Linked DNA regions of Mus musculus: region 2 is linked to region 1. A link is a contact called in ENCODE Hi-C or POLR2A ChIA-PET data. All regions are on one chromosome and are shown on one strand. The core of a region is the stretch at or near the end of the contact, and the rest is flanking DNA. Distances in the headings are between cores, read along the strand shown.

Region 1 (6,151 bases), core at 399-2,898:
TCCCCTCCCCTAACAGCGCTGTGGTCAAACCCAGGGTCTTGTATCTGCTGGGTTACAGTTATACAAGCTTAGCATTCTCAAGATGGAGGGAAGACGATCCCAGGGGCGGGAGAGGAAAGAGCAAGGGAATATGATGGCCCTTTCTTGTTCCACAGCAACCACAAGGCTGCCTCTTCCTCAGAGGAGGATGTGAACTTGCAATTCCATTTCTGGAAGGCTCACCTTGTGGGCATGAGGTGGTTGTAGTTATAAACTTTCACAAAGGACTTGATCTTGGATCGCTTGGCGATCTTCTTCTTGCCCATGGCAGCTGTCACTTTCCGGGGATAGCGGTCAATTCCAGCCACCAGGGCATGGCTGTAAGGGCGGTCCGAGGTGCCATCGTCAATGTTCTAGACGAGAAAAGGGAAAAAGAAAAGTCACGTTACTGCTTCGGCCCCATCTTAGTAAAACTATGTTTACTGAATACACCCTCCACATCTCTAGATTACTCCTTTAATGCTAAGAGTCAACAGGACAGTAACTCTGAGTTAGCCAGTGTTGACTCCTGTCACAAGGAGATTTAGAAGTCCATCAAGGCTAACACTCAAAGTGACCCCTAACACCTTCCCCCATGAAGCTAGTTAAGGTTAAAGCCCAGACTGCAAAGCGGGCAGCCTAACTAACCGGTTCTAGCTAAATGACAGGAGCAGGAAGCTGGAGAGGCCAGTGGTCTTGTGGCTAGGACCACAAGGGTTTATAAAACTGGTAAGAGGCAAGTAGCAAAACGCTCAAACACACCCAGGGGATGCTCTCTAAGTGTAAGTAGTGTCTCCCATCCTACATCCTCTCAGCTGCCTGCAGCACCCATTACTTTGACCTTAAGTAACTTAACACCTCGAAACCTTAGTGCCGGAAATTAAGTTACTGCAAGAACTATACACCACAGCTGTAATATGTACAATACACAGTGGCCACCATTACTACCCATTATGCATTCGCCAGTGCCTATTGTTAGGACAGATCTTAAATTCCCATCCGGCTCATCTTATCCAGCAGCCGAAATCCGCACATGCAAGCAGTCTCAAGAGCCCCGGGGGTCTGGTACCTTCACGATGACGGCTTTGCGTCCGGAGTAGCGTCCGGCCAGGACCAGCACCACTTTCCCGGGTTTCATGAACTTGCCCATCTCTGCAGAGACAAAGACAAGGAAGGAGCCGCTCACAAGTGTGTAAAGCGGAAGGCCCCGGAGCCGACGTCTACCTGCGAGCCCCGGTCGTAGGCCCGCGACTTTAGATCACCCGCTGCCGACTCCGCCACGCGGCCCGGAGGTCCTGCTCGAGGGATGCGACTCCCCGTGAAGCCGCCAGAGGCTCAGAGTCCGAATGAGCCCAGCAACCCGACCCCGGGACCGCGATGGCGGCGGATTGCAAGACCCTCTCCAGGCCTTTACTCACCGACAGCAGGCAGCCGGCACCCAGCAGAAAGGAAAGGAGGGCACTTCCGCTAACCTTTCACCTTACGGAGAGGTGGCTTCACTTCCTGTCCCGCCTCCCAGGCCCAGCCATGCCCCACGGTTGGTGGTCAAAGTTGTTGGCGGAAGGAGCTCGTCAGGGAGGGTCGGGCACTGCGTTTTTGAACCAAGCTTTATTAGCAGCACGAGCAGCAGACAGGAACAGAGCGTTCCGGTTCCGGCGTGTGGAGGGAGGAGCGAGGATGACACCTGAATGTGAGCTCTGTTCTGTCCCCTTCATTGCTGTAGTCCCCTACTCTGCCACTAGGAGGAGGACAGAGTCTGAAATTCACAGTTTTGCTTTGTAAGACCGGGCTTTGCGGGGGTGTGTGTGTGGGGGGGTGTGGGTGTGTGTGTGTGTGTCAGTGGTGGGCGGGGGTGTGTTTGTGTGTGTGTGTGCTGCATAAACCTGTAATCCCATCGTTTGAGGGGCTGAGACAAGAGTTCCAGTTCTAGTCCAACGTAGGTTACATAGACTCTGTCTTCCATAGGTAAATAAATTACAATTTATTTTAATTTAAATAATTTAAAATTATTATCCATAAGAAACAAAATGACAGCCGGGCGTGGTGGCGCACGCCTTTAATCCCAGCACTTGGGAGGCAGAGGCAGGCGGATTTCTGAGTTCGAGGCCAGCCAGGTCTACAAAGTGAGTTCCAGGACAGCCAGGGCTATAAAGAGAAACCCTGTCTCGAAAAACCAAAAAAAAAAAAAAAAAAAAAAAAAGAAACAAAATGACCTCCTCGCGCACAGTTAGATGAAAAATGAAAAATGGAAAAGATCAGACAGTATCCTTATCTCCAACATTCAACCCGATGATGTCAGATATTGACTACAATAAGCATGTGGTACTCCTAGCTTTTAAAATATATTTTTAAATTAAAATATATATTATATATTTGTATATATATATATATATATATATATATATATATATATACACACATATATGTTGAGATTTAGATTTTGTTTTGTTTTGTTTGGTTTGGTTTTTTTTTTGAGACAGGGTTTCTTTGTGTAGCCCTGGCTGTCCTGGAACTCACTCTGTAGACCAGGCTGGCCTCGATAGATTTATTTTTATTTTTTTGTATGAGTATTTTGCTTTTTTGCCTGCATGTATGTATATGCACCAAGATGAGTGTCTATTCTCCAAGGAGGTCAGAGGAAAATGTTGGATGCCCTGGAACTGGTTTTACAGATGATTGTGAGTCACTGTGTGGGTGCTGGGAATTGAGCCTGGGTTCTCTGCAGATCTTCTGCAAGAGCAGAAACTGCTCTAAGTACCATCATCTCTCCAGCCCCTATTTATTATTACTTCAATATTTTTCAGTTCATTTTTTTTTTTTTTAAAGATTTATTTATTATTTTATGTAAGTACACTGTAGCTGTCTTCAGACACACCAGAAGAGGGAGTCAGATCTTGTTACAGATGGTTGTGAGCCACCATGTGGTTGCTGGGATTTGAACTCTGGACCTTCGGAAGAGCAGTCGGGTGCTCTTACCCACTGAGCCATCTCACCAGCCCCCTTTTCAGTTCATTTTAAAGGACTTATTTTCAGTTATGTGTATGTTGATATGTGGGTATGTGTGAGAATATGATGCCCACATAGGCCACAGACATTGGATCTCCTGGAGCTGGAGTTACAGGCTGTGGTGAACCATTTGATGTGGGTACTAGGAAGAGAACTGGGCTTCTCTGGAAGAGCAGTAGTGCTCTCCACTTCTAAGCCACTTTGCTGGCACTAATTTCTGAGACAAAGTCTTACTCTGTAGCTAAAGCTGGCTTGGAAGTCACATTATAGCCTAGGCTGGAATCCAGCTTTCAGTGATCCTCCTGCCTCAGCCTCGTGAGTCCTGGAACCACATCTGGATTATACTTGCATTTCTGTATCCAATAAATATTTTGGGGGGGGGGTTGAAACAGGGTTTCTCTGTCTAGCCCTGGCTGTCCTTGAACTCATTCTGTAGACCAGGCTGGCCTTGAATTTAGAAATCCTCCTGCCTCTGCCCCACAAGTGCTGGGATTAAAGGCGTGCGCCACCACTCCTTGGCTAAAAATGGTTTTATATTTTTTTTTAAACTGTCTACCCCAAGCTGCACTTGAACTCAGCAATCCTCTTGACTCAGCCTCTTCTATCTGTGACTCCAGTCTTGGGTCACCATCCCTGGCTCCAATTAAAATATTTTCTGAAGCAGGAGGTAGCATTTCCCAAGGTGATGAATAGACCAGGCTCCCTCACCTACCAATTCTAGAATACATTTCACCTGCTCTCTCCTACCTACCAGTTTTTTTTTTAATTTTTTTTTTAAAGATTTATTTATTATTATATGTAAGTACACTGTAGCTGTCTTCAGACACACCAGAAGAGGGAGTCAGATCTTGTTACGGATGGTTGTGAGCCACCATGTGGTTGCTGGGATTTGAACCCTGGACCTTCGGAAGAGCAGTCGGGTGCTCTTACCCACTGAGCCATCTCACCAGCCCCCCTACCTACCAGTTTTTAAAAACATTTTTAAACTCTTTTTTTTCATTTTATTGGAACTTACTTTTAATTGTGAAGTCAGTATGAATTAGCTAAATGTTGATTGTTAAAGAAAAAATTAAGTATGTAGAAAAATGTAAAATATTAGATATAAGGAAGGGACACCTGTTATTGGACTTTGGACTGTTTAGGCTGCCTACATTTTATAGAGATCAACATTCATTTTACACATATGTTGATATACATGAAAGTTTCAGATACATTATATATGATGTAGTTTCTCTCTATGTGTGTGTGTATTAATTGCTTTACATATGTGAGTGAATTTCCCAATTTTACAGAGAATAAAATAGCATAGAGATTTATGGATTGCCAAAAGTCAAATATTTGTAGTTTGGCTAGGTTTACCTGACAGTGGAATTTGTATGTACCCTCCATAAAAACCTCTCTTATGTAGAATGAGTGACTATAAGGATGATAGCCCATCACTTGGTGATACTAGTGTCTCATATGAAGATTTTTGCTGAATCTTGGCAGGTACTCTAGCCATAGGTGTGTGGGACAGCAATTGTCCAGCTATGTGAGATGGTTGTTCTGTTCATTTTTTTTTTTAAGATTTATTTATTTATTATATGTAAATACACTGTAGCTGTCTTCAGACACACCAGAAGAGGGAGTCAGATCTCGTTACGGATGGTTGTGAGCCACCATGTGGTTGCTGGGATTTGAACTTCCGACCTTTGGAAGAGCAGTCGGGTGCTCTTACCCACTGAGCCATCTCACCAGCCCCTTTTAATTTTTTCACAGTAGCAGCTATCCCACTATATATGTATTTTTATAACACTCCATTATATATCTTAAATATGAACAATATACATTTTAAAAAGAAATAAATAAAATCCATCTTTAGAATAAATCATATGAAGACCTCATTTACTAATGAGATTAGTATATTTTATATAGAAATAACCTTAGAACTCTTGAAAATATTTTCTTTCTTTTTTTTTTTTTTTTTTTTTTTATTTTTTGAGACAGGGTTTCTCTGTATAGCCCTGGCTGTCCTGGAACTCACGACCAGGCTGGCCTCAAACTCAAAAATCCACCTGCCTCTGCCTCCCGAGTGCTGGGATTAAAGGCATGCGCCACCACGCCTGGCGAAAATATTTTCTTTTATTCTTCTAGCATGAAATTTTCCATTGTTTATTTTCTTTAGGATTTCTTAAGTTCTGTAATGAAAAGAGTGGTTACAGATTTACCTACCTATTCATAAAATCCACTTTAGAAGGGTTTGCCTTTATGCATTTTACGGTATGATTTTCACAAATTAAACATAAACTCATTATATGTGCCACTTAATCCAGTTTCTCTAGACACTTTGTGATTACTGGGCATAAACACGTTTACTCTCACCGTAAGTTTGTTTTTTTAAGTCAAAGGTCACAGACACTTGGTCTCATTTTTCTTTTTTCTTTTTTTTTTTTAATAGTACAATTTTGTTTTGTTTTGTTTTTAATTAATTAATTAATTTATTATATGTAAGTACATTGTAGCTGTCCTCAGACACTCCAGAAGAGGGAGTCAGATCTTGTTACAGATGGTTGTGAGCCACCATGTGGTTGCTGGGATTTGAACTTCCGACCTTTGGAAGAGCAGTCGGGTGCTCTTACCCACTGAGCCATCTCACCAGCCCTGGTCTCATTTTTCAAATAGCTGACTGAACTGGAACAAAGCAGATGTTTTCAGACACTGGGTTTAAAACTAAGGTGCATAGAAACCCAGTGTGGGTGTGAATAACTTGCTTTGGAATAAAGGCTGAACAGTTTAAAAGTTACAATGGAGGTAACTTTTGAAAATTGGAACGATTAAACAAAAATTTTTAATTATACAAAATAATTTAAGCTTTCTGATATAGATAATAAAATAATTTAAACTTTCTTATTACAATAAATCTGAGGTCCTTATTTCTTATATAATTCTCCTGTTTTTTTTTTAACACTATTCATTTCTTTTTTTTTCCTTTTTTTTTTAATTGGGTATTTATTTCATTTACATTTCTAATGCTATTCCAAAACTCCCCCACACGCTCCCCCACCCACCCACTCCCACTTCTTGGTCCTGGTGTTCCCTTGTACTGAGGCATATAAAGTTTGCACGACCAAGGGGCCTCTCTTTCCAC
Region 2 (5,761 bases), core at 2,776-5,275, 110 kb after region 1:
CCCCCTGCAGAGATGTGTGTGGCCATCAGTCACATAGGCAATGCCCCAAGCTCCTGGTAATCTGTCTGGACTCAACCCCCACAGTTACCGGGCAACAGCCAGGATACCCCAGCCTACTATAAAAGGAGCTACTTGCTCTTCCCCCCACCCTTCTTATTTTCTTCCTCTTACTCTTGTTCCCTTCTACCACCTTTCTCCGCCTTCCCTTCCTCCCTCTCTCCACGTGGCTATGGCTGGCCTCTACTTCCCTAATCTCTCCCTCTCTCTGCCTTTCTACAATAAATGCCTTAAAACCATGGACCATCTCTGCTCATTGGGATCCGCCATGCTGGAGCAATGGAACAGGTCTTCCCCTAATGAGTTGCATGTCTAACCTCCCAGCGGGAGGCCTCCCTGCACCACCGCCACCAGCCAGCCAGCCAGCCAAGCTGCTCACCACTAAGCCGGCTGCCCCAAGGAGCCTAGCACTCTCATCTCCGAAGTAACCCGCCTGAGCTCTCTACTCCCTGCCCCTTTCCCTTCAGCCCCCAGGCCAGAGACTGCCCGAAGGCCCCCACTCTGTTCTCAGCTCTTCCATGACATACAGTGGCGTTCGAGAGGGAGAACCTGACATCCCTGGCCTCCGAGCAGCCCAGGGATCCCAAAACTGGCTCTTCCATGGAACCCAGTGGTGCCCATGGTGCCCAAGAGTTGGAGCCCAACTCCAGCAGTTCCACAGGCACCCCCAGATTGCATCTTTTCCCAACCCCGGAGCGGGGTCCTGCAGCTTCTCACAGCCCAACGTCCACCTGGCGGTTCCAGGGGTGTGCACAGTCAAAACTTTCTGAGTCCTGCCTTGCCCAGTAACCCTAGCCCGGAGCGGACGTGGGACCCTGTTCCTGCCCCACAGGACAGGACCTCCCCAACTCCTAAGACACCATTTCTGTCTACCCTTAAAGGATATTATGAAGACAAGTCCTGGAAGGCCATTCTAGTTAGGAGTGAAGCCCATGTTAAAAAAGAGATGCCATGGGCTGTGTGTCCAGGACCTGGGAGCATGTTGATACTGCTACCACAGTGCTACCACAGTGCCACCGCAGTGCACTAGAAAAGCTCTCAGGGTAGGCTAGAGCTGGCAGAAGGAAAGACCTTCTGGAGATGACATCCTGCAGGTGTTGGGAAGTCAGCAGCTGTGGAACGTGAAAACAGCATGCTAGCATGTGTGGGACAGCTCTCTGTACACAGTGGACCCTGGAACTGAGAGCATCTGGGATGGTCTATGGCTAGGCAGTGGTGGCGCACATCTTTAATCCCTTTGACGTTGGAGGCAGAAGAGGGCATATAGATCTCTGTGAGTTTGAGGCCAGCCTGATCTGCAGAGTAAATTCCAGGACAGCCAGGGCTACACAGAGAAACCCTGTCTCGAAAATCCTTAAAAAAAAAAAAAAGAAAAAAAAAAAGAAAAAAAAAAAAGTGGCCTAACAGGGACAGAGGGTAACACTGTGACCTACTGAGAGTTTTGAGAGATTTCATAGTCAGAATAGAAAACAAACAAACAAAACCCCAACTAGGTGATGGCTCAATGTAGGGAAGAAAAAAGAGAGAAATGATCTTCAGGAAATCTCAGAGCCTTGGCTGTCTCTGTAATCACAAACCCCAGCAGCCATCTGTAACTCTCTGCTCTCCACCATATCCAGGTACCCTGCCCTGAAGTGAACGGTGCCCAGAAAGAGATCAGGGAAGAAGAGAGATTCTCTCCCAAGGAAATGGAGAACAATACTTCTTCCAAGACTGACTTGCATGCACAGGGACTCTGCAGAGCCAAAATGTCTTCCAGTGCTGTACCACAGGCCAGACAGAGCTGAGTTGGAAAGCAAGCAACTGCTTGCTTGAACGGAGGCCTACATAAACCCCAGGGACCTAGCCTTCTCCCCGGGGTTAGCCATTTCCCAAGATGTTGTAAGGAGGTCACATGTATAGAGTCTGGCAGCTTTGCAGGAAGCTAAGATCCAAATGAAACTCAGCAGCCCCTCCTTTCCCAGCCAGACTGAAGGAAAGCATAGCCCCCTACCCCAATCTTTGTTTGGTGAGCAACCTACAATGATGTCTCACCTGCCACATCCAGATCCACTTTGAAGTGAGCGCTGTGGGTGTGTACCGTGCCCAGCGTGTGCGCCCCAACTCGGTTCCCAAACTTCTCACCAGCACCGAAGAAGAAAGCTGAGCTGATATAGCCTGTGGCGTGGAATTTGACTTCTATGGCCCCATTGGGGTGGAAGACCATGTCCCATATGTAGTCGTAATTGAGCAAGGTAGACACGGATCTGACCACAAGCACCGTCCCCACAACACCCCCAAAATAATGGGAGTAGAAATCTGAGTGGTGCCGCCGGAGTGGGAGGCCCTGGTTCTGTTCAAACACACAAAATGCATCACGTAGTGTCTTGGGGGCCTGAGATTCCAGAAGGAAGTGCCAGTCCACATAGGTGGCGAGGTAAGGACAGTCTACCCCTCGGATCAGGGGGGTAGAGTATTTGCCAATGCCAAAGCTACCGTCCACGTAGCAGGTCGACATTGATGCTGGGGAATTTCCACCGTAGAGGGCTATGGCCTCCTGGACACTGATTTCATAGGCCACCCTCTCCCCTTGAAAGCGGATATCAAAGATCCTTGGGCCACTGAAAGCTCCAAGGCCAAAAGAAAAAGCCCACAAGGAAGAAGACACTTGGCTCCCCTGGACACTGAACCGGGGTCCCTGGGGATGGAACTGCAGAGGGGGAGCTGGGCCCGGTGGCACTGAGGACTTTAGAGACCAGGACCCACCTGTACCATTGTTTGGGACCAATACCACATTCACCAGGCCAGCCTCAAACTGGTCCTCCAGCTGAGTGAGACTCTCATAGTAACGGCCTTGATAGAATACCTTCTGGATGGTCCACAGGGCAGGATCCAGGGCCTTATGATCTATCAGAAGCTCCAAGCCAATGGGGTGAGGGTAAAACCCAGCCCCTGAGAGATTGTAATACAAGCCAAACCAGGTGGCCCGGTCCCCTGATTGCAAACCACGGGGGGCTGTAGTCATTGTTAGCAGGTTCTGTCCCTGGTGTTTGTAGAAGCAACAGTGATGGAGGAGTCCAGAAGCTTGGGGCAGCTCTCTGTGGAAGATCATCTCCTCGATATCCTGATACTCTCTGTCCAACACAGGACGCCGGTAATAGGGCAGGGGGCCGCCGTGGCGCTCCACAGTCACATCCCGCATGTAGGAGGGGTGAGGCAGGGGCCCCACCACCAGCTCACTCACGTTGGGCTTGGGTTGTCCACCAAAGAAGATGATGGCCAATGCCTCTCTCACAGGTGGGGGCCCCCCTCTGTCCAAGTGGGCCAGGGCTGCAGCCTTGGCAGGCAGCTGCAACTCTACTGAGAAGACACAGTTGTCCGAGGGTCGAGCCTGGGCTGCATCCACCAGCCCTGGCCCCAGGTGCTTGGTCAGGAAGCTCATCACAGCTGTCAGCTCCTCTGGGCTCAGGTCTGCAAACGGCTGGCTCTGGCTAGGGTGTGTCCGGGGCTGGACACTAGGAAGAACAGAGGGGCAATGAAGAGGTTGGCTCAGTCCACCCCCATCTCCGCTCCTGCCAGCTAGCAAGACACAAACCAAAGCAAAGATGGTGATGACAGCCAGAGCCAGGAGCACTAGGGTGGTCTTCTGGGTCATTGCTTCTTGATGGACAGGCTTCTACCAGAAATGGACTCCTTTTGGCTGGGGTCTCCCAGGCGCTAGGCAATAGCAGAGCTTCTTTGTAGTCTGCTTTTGCCAGGGTGGGAAGGAGCAGGGAAGCCGGAGCTAGGGTTGGGAGGCGGGTCTGAGCTGGCTGCAGTGATATCCACAGACCTTACATGGCTTTGTCCTCCAGTTTCCAAATCAGAGTGCTCTCTGGGTCAGGGTTGGGATTGGGGGAGAGCTGGGGTTGGGGGAAGGGGGAGGGATCTCGTCTGTGTATGGAAATCCACTGCCAAAAAGTAGCCGGGTCTGCCCCACAGACTAACTTCTCCCCCAACTCCCACCTTATGAAGGCCGGGTGTTTCCTTTACATTCAGTGTGAAGTATTGTCCTGCCAAGGAAACCCCCACTTCCAGCCTCTTTTCAAAGAAAGATTCCTTGGCCAGGTCTACCTACCCTCCCAGCCCCGCCTTGTGGCTCTTACTGTTACTAATTTCCTTGGCCAGAGTCCTTGATATTCTCCTGGGATAAAGTTCTACATACTTTAAAAAGCCAAGCAGAATAAACTCGAATAAAAATTTGGCAGACCGTCTTGTACATAACCACGTAACTCCTTTTAGATACACACACGTAAGAAGCCTGATTTGATGTTGTGAACACCAGTGAGTTTTGAAGTGATAGAACTTGTGGCGTTTGAGTATTCCAAAACATTTTTTATAAATTATCATTTCAATGGCAGAAGCCAGGGGTAGTAGTGTATATCTTTAATCCCAGTAGTCTGGAGGCAGAGGTAGGCAGATCTCTGTGAGTTAAAGCCAGCCTTGAACTCATAGCAAGTTCCAGGACAGCCAGGGCCACACAGAAAGACCCTGTCTCAAATAGAAACAGATACAAAAGACAGGCAGGAAGCAAGAATTAGCCCACAGGGATACCCAGGTCTTTAGTGCAGAAAGGCTGCTAAGGAACAGAGGATGGGAACCTGGGGGCGGGGGGTGGGGGGGTGGGGGTGGGGTAAAAATACAGGAACAGAGCCAGATGGTGGTGGCACACACCTTTAATCTCAGCACTTGGGAGGCAGAGGCAGGCGGATTTCTGAGTTTGAGGCCAGCCTGGTCTACAAAGTGAGTTCCAGGACAGCCAGGGCTATACAGAGAGACCCTGTCTTGAAAAACAAAAACAAAAAGACAAAAAACAAAATTCAGGAACAGAACAGAGGAGTGTGTACATTCCATTCTTTTTTTAAAATTTTTTAAAAGATTTATTTTATGTATATGGGTACACTGTCTCTGTCTTCAGACACACCAGAAGAGAGCATCAGATCCCATTACAGATGGTTGTGAGCCACCATGTGGTTGCAGGGAATTGAACTCAGGACCTCTGGAAGAACAGTCAAGTGCTCTTAATCGCTGAGCCATTTCTCCACTCCACATTCCATCCCTCCTACCCTGGGGCCTCACCATAGCCTCAGGCCTATAAGCCTTCATAGGAAAAGGAGGGTAAGTTGGGGACACAGTCTGCCAGCTGTTGGGTGCAGGCCACAGGGTTGATGCTGCAGAGCCCGGCATCCTGGTCCCTCTCAAAGTACACGCTGCCAGGGGAGAAGATAGAGGGATCTTCATTGAAGAAATTGTAGGGTCGGAGCAAGAAGCCCACTCTGTTTCCCACAGTCACTGTGTTGGGGATGTCCTCAGCATGGGGGATGTGCAGGAAACTGGCTGTCACCCAAGCCACCAGATCCTGTAGGAGAAGAGAAGAATGGGAGGCTAAGAATCACCTCTTAGCTGCCATTTCCCAGCCTCCAGCCTCAGCCTGGCTTCTGCATCTGCCAGCCACATTCCTACACCGAATATCTAATAACCTGGGCAGGGTGCCACTGCTGTGACTAATTTCTGCCTAGTAGGGATAACCTGTATTGGACAGAGGCCGGACAGCCAAGACATCAGGAAGAGATGGCTTTCCCCATTATCTCTAAACCCACCAACCTCCCCTAAGAGGGTTTCATTGTTGATGAAGTCAGCAAAAACCGTAGCTGGGCTCCGCATGTCGTTCTGGTAATAGATGCTG

Evidence for each region. A loop is a pair of places that touch in the nucleus more often than their neighbours do. ChIA-PET counts read pairs that join two places held with the same protein, here RNA polymerase II (POLR2A).
Region 2: a loop to region 1 is called in a map of v-Abl transformed pro-B cells, with 2.2 times the contacts of the local background. The contact joins the promoter of Aoc3 here to the promoter of Rpl27 in region 1. A Hi-C loop is called at or near these places in 1 of 37 maps with a recorded cell type or tissue (v-Abl transformed pro-B cells). POLR2A ChIA-PET finds 5 or more read pairs at or near these places in 4 of 5 experiments (Patski and embryonic stem cell).

What each region holds. Positions count from the first base shown.
Region 1 is chr11:101,437,742-101,443,892 of GRCm38, reverse strand. Rpl27 (ribosomal protein L27) reads right to left here and starts at 1,648. Exons shown (of 5, transcript NM_011289.3): 1 at 1,437-1,648; 2 at 1,088-1,170; 3 at 223-392. The coding sequence starts at 1,168.
Region 2 is chr11:101,328,870-101,334,630 of GRCm38, reverse strand. It overlaps Aoc3 (amine oxidase, copper containing 3), which reads right to left and starts at 4,025. Exons shown (of 4, transcript NM_009675.2): 1 at 2,092-4,025. The coding sequence starts at 3,691. Aoc2 (amine oxidase, copper containing 2 (retina-specific)) reads right to left here. Exons shown (of 4, transcript NM_178932.1): 3 at 5,680-5,761; 4 at 4,932-5,434. The coding sequence ends at 5,168.